Regions from separate parts of the Mus musculus genome. Here all the other regions are linked to region 2. The links are chromatin loops, found by intact Hi-C in ENCODE. Cell type or tissue: left cerebral cortex. All regions are shown on one strand. Region 1 overlaps Smu1 (smu-1 suppressor of mec-8 and unc-52 homolog (C. elegans)). Region 2 overlaps Nfx1 (nuclear transcription factor, X-box binding 1). Region 3 overlaps Ubap2 (ubiquitin-associated protein 2).

Region 1 (2,500 bases), 240 kb after region 2:
TGGAGAGGTGAAATTACCCTCAATTCTGGTACTGGTTCCTATGTATAAGGCATATTTTTGAGCTAAGGACGTGACAGAGGTTGGGAGTAGAGCCTGCCTATAAAGCTGACTGCTCAGTAGCTGCGCCATGCACTCTTCCTTTTCTCCTAGAACAGCAAACTAGGCTTCCGGGATGTACGCTCTAGCATCTTTAGAATTATGTTGGACCTCTGCTGGGGAGCTTGGGATAATGCTCATGTACCATAAAATCCATCCTCCTCCTCCCAGCTTTCTGGTCTTGTCAAGCTGGGCCTGTAGCTTGGTTAGTGGGACAACCTGCTTGCTTCTTGTGCATGAGATCATAGGTTTGTTCCCACCGAAACCAATAGTGAGGCATATTTTATTTTCTGACATGAAGAAAATACATATTTGTGGTGTTGCTGTGAGTACATGTGTGTGTGCATGTGTCTGTTTGCATGTATGCACATGTGTGCACAAATACCAGCACTTGGGAGATAGAGGCAACTTAGGGAGGAAAGGATTTGTTTCATTGTACATTCTAGGAAAGTCAGGCTAAAAGCTCAAAGCAGGAATGTGGAGGCAGGAACTATAGCAGAAGCTAGTTAATATGCTGCTTATTGTCTGCATTTCCATGTCTTGCTCCTCTTGCTTTCTTATACCCCCTGGGACCATCTGCTCAGGGATGGTACTGCCCACAGTGGGCTGGGCCTTTATATCAATTGTTAATCAAGAAAATATCCTCAGCTCTGCCTACAGGCCAGTCTTTGCTGATGATTGCTTTGTGTGACAAGGTGGCAAAACTAACCATCAGGAGTGCAAAACACCCTTGTCTAGATGTGTTCAGGGTAACATTCACTAGATAAGTTGACAAGTTGGAAGCAGTGCAAATATTCACTAAGTATATTGATAAGGTAAACAGAAACTTCCAGCAAACAGTATATTTTACAGCCATTAAAATGATAGTTTTGCAATTCCTAATACATATAGGGCTGGCATATTAAAGTATGTCTTAATATAAGGTGAAGACAATATAAACTTAGTAGATAGTATAATTATTAATAGAGCAATTGAAAAACTATGATGTGAGAGGAAAATGACTAGAAAGGAGTATGTAAAATGTTATTAGTGGCTGGCTTTGAGTATTGGAACTCTGGGGAATTTCTGCTTTCCACATTTTTGTTTATAATAGAAGGAAATAATAATAATAATAATGAAGTAATGGTGTGAGATAGTAGACTTCTCCTGTCAGTCTTCCAAGAGAAGTCCATGCTTTTGCCCACACTGAACATAGATTGTGTTTGGATGGTTAAAGGTGGTGTGACCAGAAAGCTTATTAATTTTCTCAGACCTCATTCTTTCAGGCATGCTTTTACTGGCTCTTCAAAGCTTCTAAGCAGATTGATTCTTTCCTTTTTCACAGGCATTGAAGTGGCAGCAGCACCAGGGATTGCTTCCTCCTGGTATGACCATCGATTTGTTTCGAGGCAAGGCAGCTGTCAAAGATGTGGAAGAAGAGAAGTTTCCAACACAGTTGAGCAGGCATATTAAGGTGGGGAATACCTTCAGGTATCGGAATACCTTAGACTTGGAACAGTTGGTGATCAGTTGTTGAGTACCCATTATGTATAGAGCCAGGTCCTACCTTAGGAGCTTGGGTTCCAGGAACGAGAGCTCTGATGGTCTTCAGGGTTCTCTTGGTGCCCATTTTTGGGTACTGCAGTAGCTTGGCAGTGCTGGATGTGAATTGTATACAAGTAGATACATATTTGACATCCAGCCCATAATCCTATATTTAGAGAAATCGTCCACTCTTTGGTTAAATCTTGGGCTATATGAACTGTCTACCTACATGGCCTGTTAAACATTTGTGCTTAGTCTGCTGCATCTCAGGGAAAGGGCTAGTCAGGGTTATAAAGTTGACTTGTGATGTTAAGGGAAATAATTTTATTTAGTGGCTTATTTGGTTACTGTGTGAGTTCATGCCAGAGATTAGACCTAGAACCTCAACATACCACTGAGCTACATCCCCTCACCTTGAGTTGTTTTGGATACTTTTTTGAGAAAAGGCACAATCGAGTAGTTCAGTTCCCAGAATTAGAGGTATGCTTGCTAATGTTAGCATCTTTTTTATATTCTAAAAATTATATTCTAAAAATATAGCTTCTGTAATTTTGTGCTTGTATTGAAGTCAGTGCATTAAGAAACTGCTGCATATTATGGGGATAAGGAGATGGCTCAGTGGATCAAATGCTTGCTGTGCACAGACAAGGACCTGAGTTTGGACTCCCAGCCCCACATACAATTGAGTTACAGCCTGCGTGTGGTAGCCTCGAGGTGGGGCAGAATGGCAGATAGTGTGGGCTTGCTAGCCAGCCTTTCTAGCAGAACATGGGAGCTCCAGGTTCAGTGAGAGAGGCACAAGACCCCTGATACTGACCTCTAGCCTCCGAGTGTGTGTGCACGGATGAGTGCACCTGCGTGAACATGTATACGCATGCAT
Region 2 (2,500 bases):
ACGGGACTGCTGGAGAGAAATACAAGCACACAGCAGTTATCTGTATAGCTTGTTTCTTACCCTACTTGCAACTCTTGTTCAAAAGTCCCTAAGAGCACCTGTGGGCCTTACAAAATTGGTGATCATTGACTGGTTTTTTTCTGGGGGTGTTCCTTATACGATAAGCACATGCTTTATCACTAAGCTACACCCTCAGCTCCTTCAGCCATTGCTCCAGCCACGTACACTGTGGCTTTTAGTATAAATATCCCGTAAGCTTCACACAATGGCCATCAAAGTAATCACTATACTATGCTTCCTTTTTTTTTCTTTTATTCTGAAGCTTATCCATTAAACTATTACATCTTCCAAATAACCTAGGAATCAGTTGTTGTTCAGACCTTAACTACTTTAACAAAAAGAATCAACTGTTAAGGTCTGTCTTCATCCTAGCCTATGTTCTTTAGAGGAAGTCCTGCCATGAACTGAAATGACCTCCTGGTAGAACAACAGGACAGATCATTACTTAGAAGACTCCCTCCCAAGACAGCCATAGAAGACGTCATGCCTCTTCTGGTTAGAAACAGAAATGGGCACTAAAGCCCAACTTCAGAGCGACAGTCAGATGCCCAATCACTATCTAGGGCTGAAATTAGAATCTGAACCTGAATCCTGGCCTCTGCACTTGTCTCTCAAAAGGGACTGTTTAGTTGAGTAACACTGTTATTCTATGGCTTGTGTCAACAGGGTAGTCTTAAGCATATGACATAGAAGCAGGCTGGCCACACTGGACAGTTTTAGGCTTGAGGCTTTGGTCACACAGTAGCTACCAAAGTCTGGAGAGACTGACATTGGCTTTGTAGGCCATACCAGGATGACAATATACATTCTAAACACACAGGCTTTTGTGAACCTTCCTGGCTGGAATATTCTCTCTATATTATCACACACAGACCCGAGAAGGTCATAGAGGAAGGACAAATGGAGCATTTGCTCTTTTCTTGGATCTTTCCTACATGTTTTTTCAATCGACTAATTCTAATCTCTGTCCTTTCCTGCAATCACAACTGTGATAGTTTTCAGTGAATTCAGGCTACCAAATTATCACGTTGTAAGTGGTCCTGGGCCCACTGGCCTTCAGCTCAGATGAGGATTAAGTGGTCATGTTGGCCATATTAGTAGTTGCCTAAACTCTCAATTGAGGAGTTTTGTAGGCTGTGCCCAGTTCCCATGTGGCTAAATCACAGTAGTGCTGTTTCTTTCTTCACATGTATACTTGGGGTGAGCAACCCTCCAGATGCTCCACTGGGGGAACTCAGTGAGTCATACACTGGAGTAAAGCTGGATTATTTTGGTTCCTCCTCTCTCACAATCACCATGTTAAACAGTTCTAGCCTTACCTTTGTTCTGAAGGAGCATCTGCAGGAAATGACTGATGTGCGAGAGCACGGCCCACAGTCTCCTTCATGGCAAAGCTTTTCACAGGTGTGGATGAAATCTGTAATAAAAAGGGACAGAGTGGGGAGTGACAACTGCACTGACTGATCCTGGTATTTCCAAATTCACTACCAACGCTGTGTCCTCATCCTCAGCTTCCCTCCACCCAGCAGGCTGGGCACTAGCATGTTGCCTGCTGAGGGAAAGCACAGACTTCCCGGCCTTTGCTTTAGGTCCCACATCTTTACATTACATTCAGATCTCCCTAAAATTTAATTGTGATGACTTTGATGAAATGCTCTAGGCTCTGAAAGTTATCTGGGGATCGCAGACAATTCTGAAGGCACAATCCATAGTTCCATCAATTGGGGCTGCTCTCTACGCAGCCACGAACAGCCTGCATTCACCTGATAACTAGATTTAGGACAAATACTTTTTTTGTTTCCCTTTCTTGAGACAGGGTATTATTATGTAGTCCAAGATGGCCTCAAAGTCATAATCTTCTCGCCTCTTGGCCTGCATGCTGGGATTACATGTATGTACCACTATCCCAGGCCCAGGACAAGTCGTCTTTCAGAGGCTCATGAAAGGACAACCGTAGTTGTTTTCATGTTTGCAGCACTGAAAGCCAAGCTCAGGGAACTGTGCATGCTAAGCAACTGCTCTACTGAGGAGTTACACTGCCAGTCCACATCAGTGTCGCGCTTATATTAATTTTACTAGTATACATTTATCCTATCTATCAAGCCAGGTAGAATGGCACACACCTTTAGTCCCGGCACCCAGGGAAGCAGAAGCAGGCAGATCTCTGAGTATGAAGTTGGAGAGAGTGAGCTCTAGGACAGTCAAGAGCTACATAGTGAGATCCTGACACAAGCCAAGCCAATTAATTTATACTTATTGTGTGTGATATGCACACATGTCAATGTATGTAATAGACCTAGTTGGCCTTGAACTCACAGAAACCCTGCCTGCCTCTGGTTCCTGTGTTGGGAATAAAGGTGTGTGCCACCATTTATTTTGTGTGTATGCATGCAATGTCTGAGGACAACTTGTAGGACTGAGTCAGTTCTCTCCTTTTTAA
Region 3 (2,500 bases), 220 kb before region 2:
ATCTTGCCCTGGTATTCCATTTTATTTGTTTGTTTGAGACAAGCAGGGTCTCCCTACATAGCCCTTACTATCCCAGAAATATATATATACCGGGTTGGCCTTGAACTCACAGAGCTCCCTCCTAACTGCTGGGATTGAATGTGTATCTCATCATATTATAGTATTTAATTTCTAATAATATGCATCAGACGGAGTAAATCATTAATTGTATTTATCTTTTTTGTTTGTTTGTTTTGGGTTTTTTGTTTTTGTTTGTTTGGTTTGTTTTGGTTTGTTTTTTGGTTTTTCGAGACAGGGTTTCTCTGTGTAGCCCTGGCTGTCCTGGAACTCACTCTGTAGACCAGGCTGGCCTGGAACTCAGAAATCTACCTGCCTCTGCCTCCCAAGTGCTAGGACTAAAGGCGTGCGCCACCACGCCTGGCGATTGTGTTCATCTTTAGCATGTTTGTATGTTTTCTTAACAGCAGAATTGCTAAAATATTTTTAAAATTGCTGTTTGGGAAGTATGATTTAAGGATATATAGTTAGGGATATTTTATATAGAAACATTTGATTTTTGTCAGAACTAGATGTAAAGAAATTATGTTTCTTGGATTGTCAAGTAAATACACAGAATCATTAAGTCGTTAGCGTTATGGCTGACTTTGTGCTGTATCGTCTCTTGTTCCGTCAGGTGCCTGGAAGAATTCTGTGGAAGAGTGGACAACAGAAGACTGGACTGAAGATGTAAGTGTTTGGCATCAGTTCAGACCTTTCTTCCCCTTCTTCTTGCTGTGTCACAGCATCCCTGCTTCACAAAAGGCCCGACCACTTACTTCATCATCTTACCTTTTAGTTCTTTTGGCTTCTGTCTCTTGCTTCTCAAGTAGTTGGGTTTTTGTTGTTGTTGTGTTTGTTGTTTTTTTCTTTTTTTTTTCCTAGCACATGGATCTTAGAAAGAAATTGGTATTTTTAGGTTTTTGTTTGTTTGTTGAGACTCTGTTTATATATGGCCCTGGCTGTCCTGGAACTCAAACCAAACTGGTTGAACTCAGAGATCCTCTGCCTCCAGGGTGCTGGGTTAAAGGCACATTCTGCCACACCCAGATTTTTTATATTTAAAGATAATGGCCTTGAACTCTGCTTGCCTGTTGCCTGGGATTAAAGGTGCTTGCCAGCATGTCTGGATCTAAACCTAACTGGATAGGATCTTGCCCCTAAAATCTCTTAATCTGCTATCTCCTAGAACATAGGATTCAGCTCCATGTCACTTCCTGGCACCCCTTTAATACTTGAACCATATATTTTATATTTTTCCTTTCTAAGTGTGCTACGCTTGTACCAACAGAGGCCAGAAAAGACGTTAGATCCTCTGGAGCTGGAGTTGGTTAGCGATGAGTGTTAGCAACTGTATGGGAATGAGAATGAATCTTTTAAAATTAGTAAATAGTTTGTAGGCCTGAGCACCATAAATTGTGTGTTAGTGGGACCCGGTACGTGGTTATGAGCTGTGACAAGTGTGACAGTTAAGGCTTCTGAGTACGAGGGACCCAAGACTAAATGTGTAACATGCCCGTGGCTGCTGTGCAGCCTTGCTTCTGAACACAGACCACAAACATTGCTGGCTCAGGCTAGGGGCTGCCAAGTGTCATGAATTGCAGTCTGTTCACTGTAAGTACAATTCTGTTGTCATATGAACAGTAAAGGTTTACCATGAAAATAACGATGTCCTTCTCAGCATGGAAACCTCCTTAGGATATAACTCTCTCTGGGCTATCTTCCTGTTTCAATTGCTCAGTAGTTCATAAAAATGGTTAATTTTGCCTTGGAATTACAATACTCTTTCCAACAATTTCTAAAGTATCCCATCTGCCATTTTATTCTATATATTTGGGTGAGGTTTTTCCAATATTGATAATTATAAAAGAGTACCTATCTGTGAGCTCTGAAAAATGTTGACGATACTAAACCTAAGTCAAGATTTAAACATTTTTTTAAAATCATTTATTGGTGCAGAAAGAACTGAGCGGCAGGCAAATATTTACGTAAAAAAAAATAAGCCTCTGACTTTAAAATGAAATAAAGATTACTAATCAATTAACGAAATAGAAGACACCAAAGCACCCACTTTCCCTAAATTCACTGTTTTTCAGCACTCCTGTTGCTCTCTGGTGTCGCCAAAAATGGCCGACTAAGGCTAGGAGTTGGAGGCTGGTCTCTGTCATGTGAGGACACTCCTGCAGGTGTACTGAGCTGAGGCTCCATTGCCTGGGGAGATTCTGGGATGGTTTTGTATGTTTCAGTCCTTTAAACTTAACCCTCTGGTGACCATAATGATGCCTGAAGGACCCCAGTCAAACATGCTTTGGGTTTGTATTGTGCAAACAGAGAGTAAAGGTTTTTTTCTCCTAACTTTCCATACAGCTCTCTGAAACAAAGGTATTCACTGCTTCATCTGCTCCAGCAGAGAACCATGTCACACCTGGGCACAGGTAAAGGCTTTTGCTGCTTTGTCTTTTTT

The links. A loop is a pair of places that touch in the nucleus more often than their neighbours do. Peaks named below come from ENCODE experiments on the same cell type or tissue, not always from the same donor. Only the 100,000 strongest peaks of a DNase experiment are listed, where the experiment ranks them.
Region 1: a loop joins it to region 2, with 2.9 times the contacts of the local background. A loop is called at or near these places in 7 of 42 quality-filtered maps.
Region 3: it touches region 2 in a loop (4-fold over the local background); 6 of 42 quality-filtered maps call a loop at or near these places.

What each region holds. Positions count from the first base shown.
Region 1 is chr4:40,750,974-40,753,473 of GRCm38, reverse strand. Smu1 (smu-1 suppressor of mec-8 and unc-52 homolog (C. elegans)) reads left to right here. Exons shown (of 12, transcript NM_021535.4): 5 at 1,421-1,549. Among named protein-coding and RNA genes, the nearest start is that of Smu1, 5.7 kb to the left of the region's middle. In left cerebral cortex, no CTCF peak of the experiment used is centred here; no DNase peak of the experiment used is centred here.
Region 2 is chr4:40,995,792-40,998,291 of GRCm38, reverse strand. Nfx1 (nuclear transcription factor, X-box binding 1) reads right to left here. Exons shown (of 24, transcript NM_023739.3): 10 at 1,380-1,477. Among named protein-coding and RNA genes, the nearest start is that of Mir3094, 3.3 kb to the right of the region's middle. In left cerebral cortex, no CTCF peak of the experiment used is centred here; a DNase peak (open chromatin) is centred at 1,325.
Region 3 is chr4:41,216,537-41,219,036 of GRCm38, reverse strand. Ubap2 (ubiquitin-associated protein 2) reads left to right here. Exons shown (of 29, transcript NM_026872.1): 10 at 674-726; 11 at 2,404-2,471. Among named protein-coding and RNA genes, the nearest start is that of Gm24837, 6.2 kb to the right of the region's middle. In left cerebral cortex, no CTCF peak of the experiment used is centred here; no DNase peak of the experiment used is centred here.